Regions from separate parts of the Homo sapiens genome. Here region 1 is linked to region 2. A link is an interaction called in ENCODE POLR2A ChIA-PET data of the cell type or tissue named here. Cell type or tissue: PC-9. All regions are shown on one strand. Each heading gives the region's core, and the rest is flanking DNA. Links, peaks and the distances in the headings are about the cores only. Region 1 holds the start of TFDP1 (transcription factor Dp-1). Region 2 holds the start of GRK1 (G protein-coupled receptor kinase 1).

Evidence for each region. Peaks named below come from ENCODE experiments on the same cell type or tissue, not always from the same donor. Only the 100,000 strongest peaks of a DNase experiment are listed, where the experiment ranks them.
Region 1: POLR2A ChIA-PET joins it to region 2 with 13 read pairs; 2 of 35 experiments call an interaction of 5 or more read pairs at or near these places.

The regions. Positions count from the first base shown.
Region 1 is chr13:113,578,968-113,590,340 of GRCh38, reverse strand. It overlaps TFDP1 (transcription factor Dp-1), which reads right to left and starts at 5,588. Exons shown (of 12, transcript NM_007111.5): 1 at 5,453-5,588; 2 at 4,492-4,567. The coding sequence starts at 4,503. RefSeq lists enhancers at 3,216-3,816, 5,794-6,765, 6,766-7,739 and silencers at 4,756-5,125, 5,496-5,825. In PC-9, for the core only: no CTCF peak of the experiment used is centred there; a DNase peak (open chromatin) is centred at 5,800; H3K4me3 peaks cover 1,821 bases.
Region 2 is chr13:113,662,098-113,672,277 of GRCh38, reverse strand. GRK1 (G protein-coupled receptor kinase 1) reads right to left here and starts at 5,059. Exons shown (of 7, transcript NM_002929.3): 1 at 4,193-5,059; 2 at 2,464-2,591; 3 at 622-779. The coding sequence starts at 4,891. In PC-9, for the core only: no CTCF peak of the experiment used is centred there; no DNase peak of the experiment used is centred there; H3K27me3 peaks cover 6,987 bases.

The DNA of each region.
Region 1 (11,373 bases), core at 1,600-9,599, 81 kb after region 2:
CCTCGTGACAGCATCACTCAAACGCCTCCATGGTGGGACGCACACAGTTCTCTTGGTCCCCAGCTCTCAATTTCAGGATTTCCCCATAAACTCACAGGACACAAACAGGCACCACAGAACGGCTTTCACAACCAAGGCACGTGAATACCGGGCAGTGACGTCCACAGCCACGTTCTCTGCACAGGGAGCTGACCAGGTCCAAGTGCCCGCACAGCCCAAGAGCGAGTTCAGATGCCCTGCATCTTTACCAATGGCAGGAGGAGCTTGGAGAGGCGAACGGGACCCCAGAAACAGCCCCACACGGGCTACATCCCGAAGTCTTACAGCAAAAGCATCCCTGTAATGTTTGATGAATTCATCATCTGCCTGCCTTCCCACTTACAAACTTTCATGACACTGGACAATCGTGTGTGACGACAGGATGTTCCGAGGTAGGGAGGGGAGAGGCAGAGCTCTGCCTGATCCCACCAAGGGTCATGCTGCCTGGGCAGGCAGGAAACTTGGCCGCAGGCTGAGATGCCAGTGCCAAGCCACACTCCCTCACCCAAGGGCCCTGCCAGCCCAGCTCTAGAACAACTTGAGCCCCTGCAGCTGGACTGACTCGTGACAAGGGTCTGTCCGACTCTAAGGAGGTGCCAAAGCACCTTCCAAGACTGAATCTGAGGACGGTTCCGAGCACCACCGGTACCTGCAACGGGAGCCCACAGATCTGCGGGTCAGAGCCACCCTGTTCAGGAACCAGAGGACAGCCTCCCTAGGCCCTGAGGCGGAGGGCCTGAGATGTTTCGAGGACAGTTCAGAAACTCAAAGAGTCTGTACGGACCTCCCAGGGTGTCTCCAAACTTAAGACAGGACTGCACCTGAGGCTATCACAGACCGGGTGGGCCAGGCATGGAAACAGACAGTCCCCACAGCAAGGAAATCCTCCCCATATTGCCAGGAGCAGCCCATAATCTTGATCATAAATTTCTGTAAGTGATCCATGCTATGCCAGCGCTCCTGCTGGGCAAGACCAGGCCTCAGGTTCCCGGAGCCAGCCAGGTGGCCGTATGGCAGCTGACTCCTGTTCTCCACATTCTCCCACTTAACAGAGTATAAACACAAATATTCCATTTGAATTTACCATTTTAATTCAAATAAGTGCAATAAAATAAAAAGTCCCTGAGCAAGACAACAGAAACCTAATCCTTCTCACCATTTCTCCAGCTGGGCCCACTCAAGGACCATCAAAGGCAGCCACCTTCTAGGCTGTTTCCTCCTTCTGTGACCCTACATCACCCACTCCAGCACCGCCACTCACTCTCCACCCACAACACCATCACCACACTCACTCTCCTCCAGTCTACCACCATCACCACTCACTGTCCACCCACAACACTACCATCACTCACTCTCCACCCACAACACCATCACCACACTCACTCTACCAACTCCACCATCACCACTCACTCTCCACCTACACCACCATCACCACTCTCTCTCCCCCAGTCCTACCACCACTCACTCTCCATCCAATCTACCATCACCACTCACTGTCCCCGAGTCTACCACACTCACTCTCCGTCCAATCTACCATCACCACTCACTCTCCACCACTCCAGCACCACCACTCACTCTCCATCAAGTCCACCACCACTCACTCTCTAACTACTACACCATCACTGATCACTCTCCTCACTGCTCCACAGTCATTTCCTACCCACTCTGCAAACTTTTCAGAGTACCTCTCTCCTCCCTCGTGTGTAGCTCCTTGCCATATAGACCTTCACACCCACTGCCTGTCAACTGCTGTTCAAAGATGACACCCCCAGAGGACTGACCTCATCCTCTTCTTTCTGCCCCTCACTCACATGGAGCCATTTGTGGCCTTTTCCCACCCGCTTGTCTCCCTGTGCCCTACTTGAGGTTGGAAGCTCCGGAGTTGTTTTTCTCTTGTGTTCTCTCCAGAACCTTCCAGCCTCAGGTCTTGGATGTCCTTGTTTCTCCTCCTCCATGGTGACTACCAGGGCCTAGCTCCAGCTCCCTGCATCCTGTGGCCCCTCATGGCCCTCTACAGAGGCCCCAGGGCACTTAGAAGCTGGAGGCCTGCCTCCTTCAACCCAAGTGGCACAGCTTTCCCCCAGCATAAAGGCTTTTGACATACACCTGTGGTTTTACTGCAGTACCAGTGCTTTTAAAAACCTAACTGGTGGGCTGGGCACAGCGGCTCACGCCTGTAATCCCAGCACTTTGGGAGGCCGAGGTGGGTGGATCCCCTGAGGTCAGGAGTTCAAGACAAGCCTGGCCAACATGGTGAAACCCCGTGTCTACTAACAAAAAATTAGCTGGGTGTGGTGGCGCGCCTGTAATCCCAGCTATTTGGGAGGCTGAGGAGAAGAACTGCTTGAACCCAGGAGGCCAAGGTCACAGTGAGCTGAGGTCGCGCCATTGCACTCTAGCCTGGGCAACAAGCAAAACTCCGTCTCAAAAAACAAAAACAAAACACCTAACTGGTTATCGATGTTCCCTTCTGCAAAAGCTGCCAACATCATCTTTTCAAAACTCAAATGTCACACCTCTACTTAAAAGAGTTAGCTAGGCCGGGCGCGGTGGCTCACGCCTGTAAGGCGGGTGGATTGTTGAGGTCAGGAGCTCGAGCCCAGCCTGGGCAACATGGTGAAACCCCATCTCTACTAAAAATACAAAAAAATTTGCCAGGCATGGTGGCACATGCCTGTAATCCTAGCTTCTCGGGAGGCTGAGGCGAGAGGATTGCTTAAACCCAGGAGACAGAGGTTGCAGTGAGCCAAGATCGCGTCACTGCACTCCAGCTTGGGAGACAGAGTGAGACTCTGTCTCAAAAAAAAAAAAAAAAAAAAGAGCTAGCGAAAACATCAAATTCCTTGACTTGTTCACAACCTCACTTTCCATCCAGACCCAGCACTCCTGACCACTCCCAGGCTTTGAGCAGGGAAGGCCTCACCAGCTGCAGAATCCTACTCTCCTCCCAGCGCCAACCCCCAACTCAGATCACAACCCCTGAGTGCAAGGTGAGCCCCCAGCCCCTGTGCCTATGCAGTTCCTGACAAATGCTGCGTCTCAGGTGCCCACACTGGATGGAGCATTCAGGGTCCTGCAGAGCCGGACCACCTTTCCACACGCCCCCCACCCCCAGCCTCACACTACATGCTGCTCACAGACAGTGCCAGTGAAATCACGGGGGAATGAAAGAGGGCCCCGAAAACACCATCCATTATGTATCAAAGCGTGTTTGAGAACCATCTGAGGAAACCACACAGGAAACCACACAACACCAGAAGCGTGCTCTAACCGAGGCCCTGGGTCCAGCTCCTCACCATGAGGAGATGTAATGAACATGGCTTGCGCGCTGAGCACATGCCCACATCTGGCATTCTGAGTGCATGCCCGCACGAGGTCAGGGCATGGTACGGACAAGCACAGTGGAGAGGATAAAAGTAGTCTCGCAGCACAGCCAGATATGACTTCAAAAACTCACACTGGGTCCACCTGGGTGCTCACACACCCTCTCTAAAGGGGACCCCAGTGCTTGAAGGCAGGGATGCCGTGTGACATGCCTGGTCGCAGGTCAGGGAGGGCAGACACCCCAAAAGGCCTCGCAGGGACCACTGAAACCTCTGCGCCAACGGAGAGGGCTCCACACTCTGGACGCATTTTCGCTACAGATGTATCTCAGGCAGAGGCAGCATGTGCGGACTCTTTCCAACTCTGTGCGGTAAGTAGGTAAACACATCAACAGCACCTTTCACTCAGTTACAAAACGATGCACGGTGGGAAACACTAAAGAATCCAGCTGGTGTTTCAGTGACTGACATAACCAAGCACGGTAAAGAACCGCACACCAATAAAATAGACTAAATTTCTGGCTTTAAAAAATTTTCAAAATATTCTATAGTTTCATGACAACTGCAAAGCAGGCTAAGTAGCATTTTTTACCAGATTTCATAAATCAGGAAATCTCATCCTTCTGAGAAAAAAAGTGGCCAAAACAAGTCCTTAGCTCTTGGTCCACCCAAGTGGAATTAACTTCCTCTGTAGGAAGACAGGTGCCAGCAGGTGGCTACAGCCTGAGCCCTGAGCCTGGCCCCCGTCCAGCGTCTCATGTGGAAGCCCCCCAAGAAATGCAGGATTCGCTGCGGTGCTGCAACACCCTCCACCTCAATTTAATTAAGGCGTTTATTTAAAATTATCAATTAACACAGTCGGTAAAGATAAGGAAAAAGTCAGAAGGCACCACCCCATCACCACCCAACTGCAGTGTGGTATCCAAGGCCACAACTTGTGGGTGGTGACCGCAGCTTCAGAGATCAGATCCTTCCATCTTTCACCTTCATCCCGCTTCAGACGCTTTAAAAGTCTGAAAATAAACACTACTGTAGCTTATGTGTTGTCATTCTGAAATAAAGGCAGAGAACTACAAAGAATTTAGTGCGAGGCAAACATTCGTGTGCAGCATGAAGCAAACATACTTACATCTTTTGCCATGTTACCAGATCCGGGAAATCAATGCTACAAATGTTCACCTTCCCAGAGAAGAAAAATGATTTTTCTGGTAAAAAAAAAAAAAAAAGTAAGGAAAAACAAGAAATAAGTAAGAATGAAAAACGAAGTTTAAAAAATAACACATCTCAAAGGAAACGCGGACCTTCCTTCCCAAAGGCACCCTCCATCCTGAGAGCGGAGCTGGCCAAACCGACTCCCACACTCAGGATTTTCAGTCGCCTCGCCAGACGGAAATGCCCCCTGCGGAAAAGTGGCCCGCGGGCCCGCAGGGTCACCACCACTACCCCCAGGTCCCCGACGGCCCGCCCAGCGGCCGAGGGTGGGGCCGAGCCCCAGGAGCCAGGGCGCAGCGCCTCCCTCCCGCCGCTGCAGGGGGGTGCCCCACCACCCACCTGGGCACAGCCCCGGGGTCCCGGCGCAACGTGCAGGCTCGCGGCGTCCACCCCAGACCCCGGCGGCGCCCGCCCGGCTGACCGGTAACTCTGACAGGTGGGCTTCCGGGGTCCGCGCCGCGCGCCTGTCACTAGGCCTCGGGCCGCCTCCGCACGAGGCGCCTCCCGCGCGCGCCGGAACCGGGTCCCCGCGGGCCGCCGTGGGGCGGCCTCCCCTCCCCCGCCCTGCGCGCTCCGGCCGACCCTGGCCCCAGCCCCGGCCCCGGCCCCGGCCCCACCTCCAGCGTGGGGCGCGGACGCTGCTGTCGGCCGGGAGGGCCGGGCCCGGGACCCCCGCCCCGCGGTCACCTGGGGAGCCCCTACCAGCGCCGAGCGCGCGGGGTCCCCGAGGCACAGGAGCGCGCAGGGCGCGGGAGGGCGCGGGTCGGGGCCGCGCGGCGCCTACACGCGGCCGGGGCAAGGGATGGGGTGGCCGGGGGTCCCGCCCGCACCCCCGGCTCCCGCCCGCGGCTCCCGCGGCATCCCCTGCCCACCCGCACCTGGCTGCCCGGTCCGGCCGCGCGGGCGGGGACGCGGAGAGGGCGCGGTGCGGAGCGCGGGGCGGCGCGGAGAGGCGCGGGCTGGGGCCGGGCCGGGCGGTCCCGGCCGTGGCGGGGTCCCTGCCCTGGGCCGAGTGGCGCCGGGACGCGGGGCTCACCCTGGCCGAGCGTCGGGCCGGCGTGACGTGCGCGCGGCGCGGTGACGTGGGCGGCGGCGGGCCCGCTCCGCGCAGCGCGCCTGCGCGCCTTTTCGCGCCTTCGGCGCCCTCCTCCTCCTCTTCTGCTGCTCCTCGGTCTCCCGCTCCTCCCGCCAGTGCTGCGCGCCCTGGGAGAGCGGGGAGGGGCTGTGCGCGCGTGTCCGTGTGTGCGCGTGCGCGTGCGGAGATGTAGCTGGGGCCTGCGCCGGGACGGGCAGTGCGCGCGCGCGGCGTGCGCTCGGCGGCCAAGGGACTGTGTTTGTGCGCGCCTCTGACTGTGTGTGTCCGGAGAGAGAGGTGGCCGGCTGTGTGCAAGAGTGTGTGTGCACATGGGGGAGCGGGGCCGGCTATGTGCACGAGTGTGTGTGCATGTGGGGGAGCGGGAGCTGGTGTGTGCACGTGGGGGAGCGGGGCCGGCTGTGTGCAAGAGTGTGTGTGCACGTGGGGGAGCAGGGACTAGTGTGTGCACTAGTGCATGTGCACGTGAGGGAGCGGGGACTGGTGTGTGCACTAGTGTGTGTGCATGTGAGGGAGCGGGGACTGGTGTGTGCACTCGTGTGTGTGCATGTGAGGGAGCGGGGACTGGTGTGTGCACTCGTGTGTGTGCATGTGAGGGAGCGGGGACTGGTGTGTGCACTCGTGTGTGTGCATGTGAGGGAGCGGGGACTGGTGTGTGCACTCGTGTGTGTGCATGTGAGGGAGCGGGGACTGGTGTGTGCACTCGTGTGTGTGCATGTGAGGGAGCGGGGACTGGTGTGTGCACTAGTGTGTGCATGTGAGGGAGCGGGGACTGGTGTGTGCACTAGTGTGTGCATGTGAGGGAGCGGGGACTGGTGTGTGCACTAGTGTGTGCATGTGAGGGAGCGGGGACTGGTGTGTGCACTCGTGTGTGTGCATGTGAGGGAGCGGGGACTGGTGTGTGCACTAGTGTGTGTGCATGTGAGGGAGCGGGGACTGGTGTGTGCACTAGTGTGTGTGCATGTGAGGGAGCGGGGACTGGTGTGTGCACTAGTGTGTGTGCACATGGGGCAGCAGGTAGGGGGCCGGGTATGTCAGGATGTGTGTTTGTGTGCAGGGAGCAGAGAGTGCCGGCTGTGTGCGCGAGTGTGGGGGGGGGAGCAGGGACTAGTGTGTGCAGGAGTGTGTGTGCACTTGGAAGAGCGGGGCCGGGTGTGTGCTTGAGTGTGTGTGCTCAAAGAGGAGAGCCAGCTGTGTGTGCGCCTGTATGCACGGAGGAGAGGGGGCCGCTTGTGTGCACGAGTGTGTGTGCACATAAAGGGCCGACTGTGTGTGGGGCTGTGCATGTATGGAGAGCAGGTGTGTGCATAGACGTGTGTATGTGGACACACGGAGGAGAGCAGGTGTGTGTGCGTGCGTGGCACAGAGGCCTCTGCCTCTGCTGGACCCGGTGGCCTCCAAGCCCACGACGGGCCTCCGCCCAGATTCCCAACAATTCTGGGCGTCCTCGGTGCCCACCGGACGCAGCCTGGCCCGGGACTCGGGAGGGAAAGCAGGGACAGGAAAACTCCAGAAACAGTTTCATTGCATGGTGAGCCTGGTGGTCCCGGAGTCTTGGAGACTTAATCCACCCTGGAGGGCCCCGCCGCTAGGGCCAGGCCCGAGCACCCCAGCCAAGGGCGGGCTAGGCCAGAGAAGAGTCCGAAGTTCAGGGCCACAGCAGGCGGCAGAGGCTGGTGCGCGCCGAGGGTAAGGAACATCTACAGAGGACTTGAGGAGCTGACCAAAGGCCTCTCTGCCTGTGCGGTGTATTATTACATGACAGCCCACTTTGCACGTTTTATGCTGATTTTGGCCACTCCTGCCCCTCAGGCAACGCCGCACCCCCTAAAGCTCTGGTCACTTGGCTTAAACTGCTTACAAGTTAGCACCCGTTTCTTCTTTGAAGACTACCAGAAACGCTCACTTTCTGCGAGCTGGTTCACACAAATAGATACTTAGAGAACACTGATGTTCCTCAAATGGCCCTATCTTCCTAGGTCCGTTCCTTCTGTTTCACAGGGATTCTTTATGTGTTCCTAAATGTCAGTATTTGAGCCCTGATGGCAACAGTGACACCCTCCCAGCCTCTGGGGACTTCTCCCTGAGACCTGGGGGCTCCAGTTAGGAGGATACACACGTAGGGTCCAAAATTGGGGTCTTAAACGTCTTCCCCACAAATTCAGGATTCTGATAATTCAACAATGTTTATATGGCTGATAACTAATATTATTCAAAGAAGTTTCTGCACAAAAATCACTGTACTGAGATACTCCGAACGCGCACGAGGCACTGCGGCAATGAATGCTCACGGTGCTCTGTGTGGCTTAGGAAAAGGGCAAAAAGTTACTCCCTTTTTCCTCTCCATAGCCACATGTTCCACAGAAAGCCCTCGTTTCTCTTAACAAAAGTTAACAGAATTCCCTCTAAAATTTTGGTTGATGATCCAAATATTTTTAGCCACTGCCTTGCCTTGCAGTCTCTCGATTGGGTTGCTGAAATGCAAACTTCCTAAATAAGCCCATAACCCTCGGAATTTATCTAAGCCTTTGGCCTCCCTGTATCTCTGGAGCCTGGGCTGTTTAGGAGATAGGGTTCTTTGAATGATGCACTCGTTCAGGTGTTGACTTGCACCACATGCCAGAGGCTGGGTTCAGCCCTATGGTTGGGGCCAGATACTGTCTTGTTTTGTGCATGTGGGCACCAGATTCAGCTACCGTCCCAAATATTACATGGAAATGGCCTGTGCTGTGTTTTACTAGAAGTGAACGTGTCCTTCCCAGGAAAAGTCTTCATCTCGCAAAAGCTGTGTGTGTGTCTGCTCCAGAGTCTCCAGGCATGGTGCAAACTCTCCCCACCAATTCCACACCCCCATTAAACTGTCCTCTCTTTCAGAGAGAGAGAATTTTCTAACCCTGTTTTAATTCTAAATCTGCTGATTACATATCCAGATTGTCTTTTGTTTCCCTCCTCGATGACATTGGTCTTTTCTCCAACCATCTCCTATTTTCTGCCTTCTTCCATCACTATGGCAAGAGGCCTTCAGTGGGAGGACAAGCAGGAGGCAGGGACTCATGGAATTTATGGGGAAAGTTAAAAAATAATATTCCTGGATATGCGTAAATGGCATTTTCTTGATCTTTAGTAAAATGTCAATAAAGGCATCTCTAGAAAACTTTGCTCTGTGTATTTGAGTGTATCATAAAACACAGGAAAATCTGTGCGCTTTCCCAACCTCCAGGTCTGTCCCGTGTGGCTCTCCTTTGCTCTCACAGATCAACACTCCTAAGTCCCCCCACCACCCCCAGACACAAAGACATTTTTTGTCTCTCTCCTACTGCGTTATTGCTCCTTTTTAAAATTCCCGGTCAAATCCCAAGTTCTCCCTCTTGGAAGGAAAGTCAGTTGTGATCCTGCCACATTAGCATGCTATAATATTATTTCTGTCTTAAAGACTGTCGCATTCATTTATAGTCTGAAACCACAGTTCTTTCAAAATCACCCCTTGGATCTGACAAATTCTAGAGGATCATATCACCAGATTTATAAAAGTTGAATTTACCCGAATCAACCAATTTTGCCTACTCCTTAGACATGTTCCCTTGCTTTGATCTGGATTCTTTTCTGGCTTTTGTGATGAGAGACCCCTTGGTACCTTGGCCATTGACTCCGAGATTCTCCTGAAGTGTGCCTGCCCTGCGGCTTGCTTCGCTCTGGCTAAGATGATGTCAGGTGATGTCCTGTGGAGTCCCATGATTTCAGGTTGAAAGATCTGTGTTCTCCTGGCGTCATCTCCTTTCCCCATAGCACCCATTTGTCCTCAGCCCAAGGTGAAGCCAGCACCAGGAGCCTACAGAGTAATTTTGTTTGAGAAATGTGGCCTCACATGCAATTGAGTGCCTTTGGGCATTTTTGTGCTGCCTGCCCACTCCTCTTACGGATTCACAGAAGGATCTTAGCATCCACTGACACCAATGCTGAGATGATGGGGCACCACATCACTGTGGATAAGTGATCTTAGCCTCTGTGATGGGCACGTTCCTTTAACTGAGAAATACGTGGATAAAAATATAGTTTGTTAATAAGAAGACGAAACCACAGTTTCGAAACCCTTGCCTTCCCTGCATTCCTCCCTCCGCAAGCATTTCTGAGCTCCTACTAAGTGCCAGACACAACTCTGGGTGCTGATATTACGCAGATTAATAAGAGACTGCCCAGAGTCAAACTGGAGAGACAGATGCACCTGCAATTATAATGGATGTGACCTGGTGGGACAAGCTCATATTCACGATTGGGAAGGGGGGTATGGAAGCACAGAACAATGATTTCTCCGTGCACACAGTTGGCAACACTTCATGGAGAAGGTGACAATTGAGAGAGACTATGACCAGCTGAGTACACAGGTGTGTCTGAGTGTGTGTGTGTGTGTGTGCACAAACAGAAACAGATCAGTTTTGGAAAATGCTCTTAGCAGTTTGTCCCATTATCCAGAACTTAGCTCATGGCCACATTGACCTAGAAGATGCTGGAAATAGAGTCATTACCCTGGGCCATATGACTGCCTAAGCATTTAAAGATCTACAAAAGAATAACGTGGAGAACAGATATTGGGAGACAATTGGCAGTTTCTTCCGATTGATGAAGAGACTCATGTTTCAGAGAGGTGAGGAGGATCGGTTGGAGAAAGACATCTGAGATAGGACATCAGTCAGAAGATGAAGAACCAAGGGTCCTGATGCAAACAAACCAAGGCCAGCATGAGCTGAAAGCAGGCCACTGCAGGATCAGTGCTAATCAAGGTGCTAGCTCAGAAACGACGCAGCAGGCCGGGTGCAGTGGCTCACGCCTGTAATCTCAGCACTTTGAGAGACAAGGTCTCTTTTCGAGACCAGCTGGCCAACATGGTAAAACCCTGTCTCTACTAAAAATACAAAAAAAATTAGCTGGGCCTGGTGGTAGGCACCTGTAATCCCAGCTATTCGGGAGGTTAAGGCAAGAGAATTGTTTGAACCTGGGAGGTGGAGGTTGCAGTGAGCCGAGATCGCGCCACTGCACTCCAGCCTGGGTGACAGAGCAAGACTCCTTCTCAAAAGGATTAAAAAAAAAAAAAAAAAGCAATGCAAGCAAGAACCAAGCAGCCAGTCCAGACAGAACCAGGACACTGAACAGATGCTAGAATGACTCTGCGCCAGATCTCATCAGAGCCCTGTGCTCCAGACTCACGTCCTGCCTGGGAGCTTTCCAAGGGCTGTGCGTCCTCCAGCCCCTAGCTTTCCCACTCTGGATGGCAGCAAAGTAATAGTGCATCTTCAACGGTGGGAGGGGGCAGGGGGCACCTGCCTCCCACCGTGTTTAGGTGCATTTTCTAAACACGAGGAGCTGCCTGGAGGGCAACAGCCGGCAATGCGCAAGCCTGATAAAAGAGGCTCAAGAAGAACCATTGTGCCCCTTCCAGTATGGGAGGATGCTGCAGAAAGATGGCTGTCCATGAACCAGCAAGCAAGACCCTCATCAGACATAAATTTCAGTGGTTTATAAGCAGCCCAAACAGACTAAGACATCCACCCAGTCCTTCATACAGAAACCTAGAAGCCAAATACTTCATTTGCCCTCACTCCAACCACTTACCAACTTGACATGTCTTTAATTCCTCTGTTTTTCTACCTCCTCTGCTACAACCCTGGCCGAGATAGCATCCTCTCCATTGAGGACTATAAAAATCACTCC
Region 2 (10,180 bases), core at 2,181-10,180:
GCACACACCACACAATCACACACCACACACTGCACACACATACACACCATATGCCACACACACACCACACACAACACACACACACACCCCACAAACCACATACGCGCACACAGCACACACCACGCACACTGACAGTGGCTCCCTGGCTGACGGTGGAGGGCGCAGGGTGTAGGGAAGAGGGCCGGCCGTGCCACAGCTGAGCGTGAGTGTTGCCCACCGAGATCCTCCCACCTCGGCTCTCGCCCCGCCCCCCACGCACTCTCTCAGGGCCCTGGCACGTGTCTCGCACTTGCCTGACCTGCCGCTGTCGGGAGCCTAAACCCTCGTGTTTATTTCTGAGAAGAATCCCTGTGTGACGCCTCATTCAGGCAGAAGGAAGGTGGGGACTGGGCGTAACAGACTCGCCGTTCCCAGCTGGTTCTGCACCACAGACCCCTGCACTCACTCCTGTGACTCCTGGTGCCCGATGACACCTCCACCGTCCACGAAGCCGTCAGCCCTCATGAACCCCCACCGTCCACACAGCCGTCAGCCCTCGTGAGGTTGTGCAGAGACCCCCAAGGAAGCTGCGCCCCGCCCTCCTCGTAGCCCTCATCCCTCCCAGCCGAGGGCACCTCCTACCGTCATTGTCCAGCAGCACGTTCTCGGGCTTGAGGTCGCGGTAGACGATCCGCCTCTGGTGCAGGTGCTCCAGGCCGCAGATGATCTGCGCCGTGTAGAAGAGGGCGCGCGGCTCCGGGAAGCCAGGGTTCTCCTCATTCACGTTGTAGATGTGGTACCTGGGGGAAGACACGTGGGAACCATGCACCCCGGGTTTAATGGGGAGTAAAATCATGGAAAGACAGAGCTGGGGCCTCAGAACCATGTCTCTCGGCCAGCGTTCTGGTCGTTTTGAGGCCTGGCCCCCCTACGTCCCTGCAGAGGACACCCGAAGGCCATGGTGGCTGGCGGCGTTAGCAGCTCAGGGACCCTGAACCCCAACTGCTAACAGGGAGAAAGTGCTGTCCACGTGCGTCTCCTGTCCGCCTGCTTTCCAGCGCGGGCCGCAGGTGCTAGGAAACAGCCCAGACCGTCTCAGGAAGGGGCCAGGCCGAGGCCGAGGTGGGATGCAGCTCCGCAGGCCCCAAGTTCATCAGACTCATGAAAGATTTGCAGTAAGGTGTTTCTTCTCAGCCTCTTTCCTCCCCCATAGAACATCATCTCTTATGTTTTCCACGGACAGGTTTTGCAGAGAAGCAAAACCTAACAAATAAAAGAAATGATTTAAACAAGAAATAATTTAAACGAGGTGGCACCAGGAGTATCGTCACAGGAAACAGGAGAGGAGGCCCTGGAGCCAGGCGGACCACAAGGCGGCCAGAGCCACCAGGCCCTCCCTGGGCACCCCTGTGACCGCGCTTCCTAGCACCCCTCCCCTCCTCCTGGACAACCCTGTGTGTGCACTTCCCAATGTCCCCTCCCCTCCGCCTGGGCACCCCCGTGTCTGCGTTTCCCAGCGCCCCCTCCCCTCCGCCTGGGCACCCCGTGTCTGCGTTTCCCAGCGCCCCCTCCCCTCCGCCTGGGCACCCCTGTGTCTGCGTTTCCCAGCGCCCCCTCCCCTCCGCCTGGACACCCCTGTGTCTGCGCTTCCCAGTGCCCCCTCCGCGTGGTGACTTAGTCTGGACTCACATTTCTCATCTGAAAAATGGGGCCACCAGCCTCACCTGGAGGAATTTCCTTGGAAATTAAAAGCAGGTGAGAATGGGGCATGGTGCTGCCAGCCACAGCCATGGCCCCTGCCCACTGCTAACCTTACGGGCATCAGACACTGCAGGTATTTCACACGTATTGTCTTAATCTCCGGACAGTCTCTGGACTCAGATATTATCTCTCCCCATTTTACAGACCAGGAAACAGAAGCACGCAGTGGCTAAGCGGCCCAGCTACCAAGCGAGCCTGTGATCTGATCCCCAGCACGGGCCTGGGGCCTGTCTCAGCGGCAGATCCGGGGCAGGACTTTGTGGAGGCAGCGCCACCTCCTCTCTGCCTGGGGACAGCAAGATCACGGCCCCCAGCTGGACTGATCTTGTCTCCAGCTCTAGGGTCAGCCCTAGGAGTGGGCGCTGGTGAAGTTCGTCTTCATTTACCCTCCTGGTGCAAGGCCCTCAGCCCTGCAGAGGCCCCGCCGACTGCATCACACGTCCCCCACAGCACCACGTGCCTCCCACACCCACACCAAGACCACACACAGGACGAGCCCTGATTGTCAGGTTGGGCGCCTCCCAGGCTCCTGCTCCGATGTGGGTCCAGGGTGCATTGTTTCAGGAACCAACAGCGAGAAGGGGATTGTGATGGGTGCAAGGCTTCCCTCGAGGGCAGGCCTGGGGCCACCATGGCTCTGCCTGTGGAAAGGAGCCCGGGCCCTGGAAACCCTGACCCAGTGGGACAGCGGGGCCCCCTCGTGCCCTCTGGCCCAGCCCTTACCTGATGTCACCTCCGTTCATGATGGTCATCACCAGACAGAGGTCGGCTTTGGTTTCAAACGCATAGGCCAGAGACACGATGAACCTGCTGTGTACTTTCATCAGAATCTTCTTCTCCACCATAGCACCCTGAAAAGTGAGACGCTGAGTACGCACTGGCTTTGAATAGGAAAGGGACTAGGTGCATCGCAGAGACCGTGTGCACCCGGCCACGCCCACTGCACACAGCCACGGAGCAGTCGCAAACATGCTTTAAATGCGCCTTTCACAAAGCAATTGCAAATGACTTCAAAACATGCCTGCACCCCCATTTCAGAAAACCAGACATGTGAATTCCTTCACATACAGGGGACTTCTGGTCTTCTGGGCCAGCCTCTGGCAAGGGGAGGCTCAAGCCCCAAGGCTGAGCAACATGGGTGAGGACCCTGCCAGCCCCGCCTGCCCAGCAATCCTGCAGCCACAGCCCTCCCTCCTGTCCAGGCCCCCGTGGGCTGGGCTCCCAGACCAGCACCTCCCAAACCCCCTCACCACTCTGCTTCATTTTGTCTTTATTTTGAAACCTCACAATGCTCCATTGAACGAGTTTGTAAGTGTCTGGATAAGGATAGCACATCCCTCTTTGAAGAGGGAATTCCTGATGTCGGAGGCCCCTTTCTGCACTTACATGGGGAGGTGTTCAGTTGATGTCAGTATGGAGTTCAGTTTGGTGACGGAAGTCAGGAAAAGAGGCTGAATGTTGGGTTAAATTTACAGTTAGATGTGAATGGCACGGTGGGGGAATTAGATGTCAAGAAAGCTAATTTTTAAAAATTACTGCTACAACCACACAGCATAGTTACTCGCCCCGAGTTCCACGGCGAGAACACGCAGATGTTCCAGGGCCTCCGCCCAGCGCTGTGAGCACCTGGTATTTCACCTTCACTGAGGGTTGAGGTTCCGCAGAGCCAGGGTGCACAGTGGCTGCTGCTTAACCCTAAGAGCTTCCTGTGCACTCAACACAGCTGCGTGGTGGGAGAGGGGCCAGGAGCCACGTGGAGTCAAAGTGCAGGGGGCTGGCTCAGGAGATCACGTCCACACCCGGCACAGCCGCTGCCCCTCACCCTTAAGACCTGTAAGCAGCTTCTGCTGATCCTGCCCCAGATGCACAGTCTGACGCCAGTGGGCAGAGCGGATGAAACTTAGAGCGGCCTGCGTGCCCGTCGCTCACTCCCACCCCCGAGGACAGCACACTCAGGGGAACAGTTCCTGCCCCCGGCGTCACGCCAGGCTCTGCCTCACAGAAACTGTCATCAGAGCGAGGCTGCCTCCGTCCTGCCTCAGTTCCTCCTGCATTCGCTGCGATCAGAGGAGCCAGGGCCCTGGAAAGTCTTCCACAGTCATGGCAAAGAATCCGGAGACCCTGCCCCTCTTCAGCCTCCCCTGAGAGGTCCTCTTTCCCCCACACTTGAGGCTAGTCTGTGGTTGGTGAAAAACCGACGAGTGAACGTGGCACGTCCCCACCCAAAAATGTGGAGGTCACTCTCCGAGGAGGGACTTCTGCACATGGACTGGAACTGCTCGTAACCGCACGGCCGCGGGGCGCCCACGTGGCGAGGCTGGCATGCATGCTCCCTTAGGCACCAGCTGTTAAGGGCCCCGGAGCCGACAGTGACCTGGGGGCCCTCTGCACCCTGCCGCCCCATCCCTGCACCCTGCCACCCCATCCCTGCTGGCCGGGTCGCGCTGCTCACCTGGTAGCCCTTCCTCTTCTTCAGCCGCTTCTTGTTCAGCTTCTTGCAGGCATACAGCTTGCCGGTCGCCTTCATCTGGCAGGCCGACACCTCCCCGAAGCCCCCTTTCCCTAGGACCCTGAAGTCCAGGAACCAGTCCTCCCCCATGGGCTGGGCTTCCAGCCACTTCCACTGCAGGAACCTCAGGAAGTACAGGCTGCCCAGGTACTCCTGGAAGGGGGCTTGGCCCAGGTGTGCCAGGGTGGCCTGCAGCAGGGGCTGGAAGAGCCCGTCCTGGATCTCCACAGGCCCCTCCTTAAACTTCGCCACTATCCCCTCATCCAGGAAGCTGCAGAAGAGTTTGGCCTGGGGGTCCAGGTACTGGGCCAGGATGGTCTGGGCCTTCTGTGGCTGGAGGTCATTGTCTGCCGTGTCATAGTCCTCGATGTCTTTCCAGAGCTCCAGGGCCGGCAGGTGCTTCTCTGCCGATTGTAGGAACTGCTGAAAGAGCTTCTTGCCGATGGGCTGCTCCAAGCACACACTCTCAAACTCCAGGCTGAGGCTGTCGCGGAGGGACTCACACTTGGACAGCGGGGGCAGCTTGAGCTTGGCCAGGTACTTCTTGTCCCGGGAGGGTTGGGAGCTGCTGCCGTCAAAGCTGCCTCGGGCGGCGATGAAGGCAGAGTTGGCCACCACGGTCTCCAAAGACCCGAAATCCATCCCGGAGCTTCCTGCCCGCTTCAGGCGTGAGGGCCCATCAGCCGAGGCCAAGCCGGGAGCGTTCACAGACAGAGCAGGCCTGACTGCTGCCCTTGGCCTGTGGCCCGTCCCTGCCCTTGCTGGACGAGAGAGACGCCCTGGCCCTGTCGAGGGTTCCTGGGGACCACTGGGAAGCCCCTGGGAGCCCGGGGCTGACACAGCACCAGGCTAAATCCCAGCCGGGGTCACGGAGGACGCTTAGGAGTGGCAAGAAGGTGCTAGAAAAAGACAATCCCCTGAGCTGCTTGGAATCCGATTAGATCATTCTGCCCGGCCCCTTCCTCCAAGGGGCCGCCTCACTTTTCCCCTGAGAAGGACAAACAACCACCAGGCTTCTGGGGCCCCTGGCTGGAGAGGCACTCAAAGCTCTGTTCTGAGCTGCTCCATCCAGCCCCTGGCTTCAGCAGCCAGGCTCAAGCCTGCTGTTTCCTTGGGATGTGGGCCTGACGGAGAGGATGGAGCCGGAAGAAACCGTAATTTACAAAGGCTGTTTTTCCCTATTTTTATTTTTAAGAAAATAGCAAATGAGAAAGAAAACCACCTGATAATAGGAATTTAGAGAGGAAAAGAAGCCCACAGTGACCAGCTTCCTGGGGGTCTGTAGGTGAGACCACCAGCGCTTACTGAGGGGTCAGTTCCCAGTCATTTGTCTTCTTCTCACCTGGGGTTTGCAGGCAAGGCAGGATTGTCAAGAGGCAGTTGCTGGTGACACCAGGACCAGGGAGCAGAAGATCCCCGGAGCTACATCAAACCAAGGCCCCACTCAGAGGGACGCATATGGAATACAGCTGGGGCTCACCTGGGACACACCTGGAATCCACCTGAGAAACACCTGGGGTACACCTGGGGCACATCTGGGACACACCTGGGACAGCTGGGACACACCTGGGGAACACCTGGGACACACCTGGGACAGCTGGGACAGCTGGGGAACACCTGCAACATACCTGGGGCACACCTGAGACCTGGGACAGCTGGGACAGCTGGTGAACACCTGGAACACACCTGGGGCACACCTGAGACCTGGGACAGCTGGGACAGCTGGGGAACACCTGGAACACACCTGGGGCACACCTGAGACACACTTGGGACAGCTGGGACACACCTGGGGTACATCTTGGACACACCTGGGACAGCGGGGGCACACCTGGGGCACACCTGAGACACTTGAAATGCAGCTGGGGAACACTTGGGACCCACCTGAGACACACCGGGGGCACATCTGGGGCACACCTGAGACACACCTGAGATACAGCTGGTGCACATGTAGGACACACCTGGGAGAGCTGAGGCACACCTGGGATATGCCTGGGGCACACCTGAGACACCTGAGACAGCTGGGGCACACCTGGGACACACCTGGGATGCACCTGGGGCACACCTGGGACACACCTGGGATGCACTGGGGGGCACACCTGAGACACCTGAAATGCAGCTGGGGCACTTGAGACCCACCTGAGACACACCTGGGGCACATCTTGGACACACCTGGGACAGCTTGGGCACACCTGAGACACCTGAAATGCAGTTGGGGAACACTTGGGACCCATCTGAGACACACCTGGGGCACACCTGGGATACAGCTGGTGCACACGTAGGACACACCTGGGACAGCTGGGGCACACCTGGGATATGCCTGGGGCACACCTGAGACAGCTGAGGCACACCTAGGACACACACCTGGGGCACAGCTGGGACACACTGGAGACAGCTGGGGCACACCTGGGACAGCTGGGGCACACCTGGGACAGCTGGGGCACATCTGAGACACACCTGGGATGCACCTGAGACACACCTAAGACAGCTGAGGCACACCTGGGATACAGCTGGGGCACACCTGAGACACACCTGGGACAGCTGGTACACACTTGGAGCACACATGGAATGCAACTGGGGCACACCTGCAATGCAGCTGTGACACACCTGGGACAGCTGGGGCACATCTGAGACAGCTGGGGCACACCTGGGACAGCTGGGGCATACCTCGGACACACCTGCAACACACCTGGGACACACCTGGGGATGGTCACACCAATAGGATTGTCAGCTTCATGAGGGCATGGCCCTGCCTGTCTTATTCCAGCACACAGTAGGTACTCAATAAAGGTTTGGAGAAGAATGAGGAGGAATTCAGCAGGGGATTGGTTCCAGCTCACACAGGGAGGAAGCAAAGGGTCGCAGAAAGGAAGAATGCCGGAGCATAGAGAGGTGGAGACTGTCAGCCCACCCCATTCCACGTGGGAGAAGAGGCAACTGTGGGAGGGCACTGGGGGCTGCACCTGGCAGGGTCTACAGAGGCCGAAGCGAGGGCCCGCAGACCGAGCCGACGTCCCCACGGTCTCCTGAGGGCTTTGGCAGGTGGATCACGAGTAAATATTTGAGGTGAGTGATATCCCATCGTTCACCAGGAGCCCTGCACGGGCCCAGCCCTGCCCTTCACAGCAGTGACCTTGGGCGGATCACGTTAACTCCTTCCTGCCTGCTCACCCAATGGGGCAACTGTGGTGCTTTGTGAAGTGTAGCCGTCTCTGCTGACGTCTCGCTGCCTGTCCTGGTTCATGCCTCAAACAGCTACACACATGAATCGCCCGGAGACCTTGCTGGAATAAAGAGTCTGCTTCAGTGGCCAGGTGGGCCAAGACTGCACCTGTAACAAGCTCACAGGTGGTGCTGATGCTGTGGAGGCGTAGGGTCTGAGGAGGATGGCTTCCTGTTGGACTGGGGGCCGTTCCACCTGCAGTCATGTTGGGAAGCGTTCGGTTAAATAAAGTTAAATATGTTAAACAAGCAAAGTTAAAAATATGTGAAACGTGTCCATCACAGGGTTTATTCAGTGATTTCAGAGTGAACGTGTCTCTCAAAGAGAAGTAAAGTATGTCGTTTCCCAAATTCATTTGGCCCTGAAAATCCCTTTTTAATTAAACTCTTTATTCTGTGATAATTGTGGATTTACATGCCATGTTAAGAAACAATCCAGAGAGATCCTGTGTACCCTTAACTCTGTCTCCTGTAATGATGACATCTTGCCAAGTAGCGAGGATATTGGCATCCATATGGCTGAGACAGAGGCCGCCTCCATCCACGGGACCCTCCTGTGCTGCTCACAGATGCACCGAAGTTCCCCCAGCCCGCCCTGCTCAATGCCCGGCAACCACGACTTCTCTAAGCACGTCACATGAATGGAGTCAGACACTATGTAGCCTTTCAGGACCTGCATTTCTCACTCAGCACTGTTCCCAGGTGTCAGCCATTCCCTCCTCGTCTCTGTGGTGTGCTCCACAGAGGAGAGTGCCACAGTCCGTTTCGCCGTTCACCGGTTGAAGGACGGCTGGATCGTTTCCAGTGTTTAGCTATAAAGCTGCTATAAACATCTGTGTAGGCCTTTGTGTGAATAGAAGTTTCTATTTCTCTGGGGTAAATGCCTAAAAGTGTCGTAATTGCACGTTTAGTTTTGAAGAAACCGGCAAGCTGTTTTCTGGAGTGGCCGTGCCATTTTACATTCCCACCAGCGATGGTGAGCAGATTCTTCCTCAGGATCCTCCCCAGAGTTTAGCGCTGCCACAGTCTTGTTTTGGCCCTCCTGGTAGGTGTGGAGTATTCCCTTACGGTTGTAATTTACATTTCCCTAATGGTGGAAGAACACCTTTCCATGTGTGCATTGCCATCTGTGCGTGCTCTTGGGTGAAATGTCTCTTCACATCTTTTGACCATGTAACAACTGGATTGTTTGCTTTCCTGTCATGAGTTTTGAGATTCTATCAATATCAGATAGCAGTCCTTTGTCAGACATGCGGTTTTCGAATATCCTCTCCCAGTGATAGCTTCTCTTTGCCTCCTTTCTATATGGGCTTTCATAGAGCAGAAGTTTTAAATTTTGTTGAATATAAATATTATAGATTGTGCTTTTGGTGTTGTCCAGCCCCAGATCTTGAAGATTTTCTCCCATATTTTTCCTAAAAGTTTTATAGTTTTACAATTTACATTTACGTTCATATCCACTTTGGGTTACTTTTTATAGAAGGTTTAAGAGGTTGAAGGTCTTTTTCCTCCCCCTTTGGCCAATGGATATCCAATAGCTCCAGCACTGTTTGTTGAAAAGGTTATTTTTGCTTCATTGAATTCCTTTTGCGCCTTTGTCAGAAATCAGTTGCACATATTGTGTGGGTCCACCTCTGGATTTTCTCTTCTGTTCCATTGATCTATGTGTCTCCCTCTGACCATACCATACAATCTTGATCACCACAGCTACATAATAAGCTTTGAAATTGGGTAGACTGAGTCCTCCCATTTTATTCTTGTTTTTCAAAAAAAATTTCAAAAAATGTTTAAAAAACCCTATGTTCAAAATATGCAAGAAAATATTTACTTATTCTAGTTCCTTTGCTTTTCTATATAAATTTTAGAATAATCTTGTATATATCTACCAAAAACATTGTGTCTGGATTTTGATAGGAATTATGTTGCACCCTATATCAATTTGGGGAGATTGATCTCTTTGTTATGTTGAGTCTTCCACACTACAAACATAGTGTGTGTCTCCATTTATTCAAACTCTAATTTCTTTCATCAATATTACATGGGTTTCAGCATGCAAGTCCTGTACATGTTTTGTTATTAACACCTAAATATTCCTCTTGGTGTTGAGCAATCATAAATGGTATTGTGTTTTTAATTTTGGTATCCATATGCCTATTGCTAGTATATAGATGTACAGTGGATTTTTGCACCTTCATCTCATATCCTGAGACCTTGCTAAACTCACTTAACAGCTGTAGGAGTTTTGTTATGGATTCTTTGAGATTTTCTACATAAGCATTCATGTTATCTGCAAATAAGGACAGTTTTATTTCTTCCTTTCTGATATTCATGCTTTTTATTTCCTCTTCTTGTTCATTGCTCTAGCTAGAACTTCCAGTACAATGTTGGATAAAAATGAGGGGCTTGTTCCCGGTCTTGGGGTAAAAAACGTTTCATCTTTCACCATTGGGCATACTGTTAGCTGTGGGTTTTTTGTCAATGCTTTTAATCAAGTTGAACAGGCTTCCTTCTACTCTTGGTTTGCTGAGAGCTTTTGTCACATGGAAGCTGAATTTCATCAAATGCTTTTTCTTTGCTGATTGATATGATTGTGTGGTTTTTCTTCAGCCTGTTAATGTGGTGGATCACACTGATTGGGTTTTGAATACTGAACCAGCCTTGCATTCCTGGAATACATCCCGCTTGGTCATGGCATTTGCTTTTTATACTTTG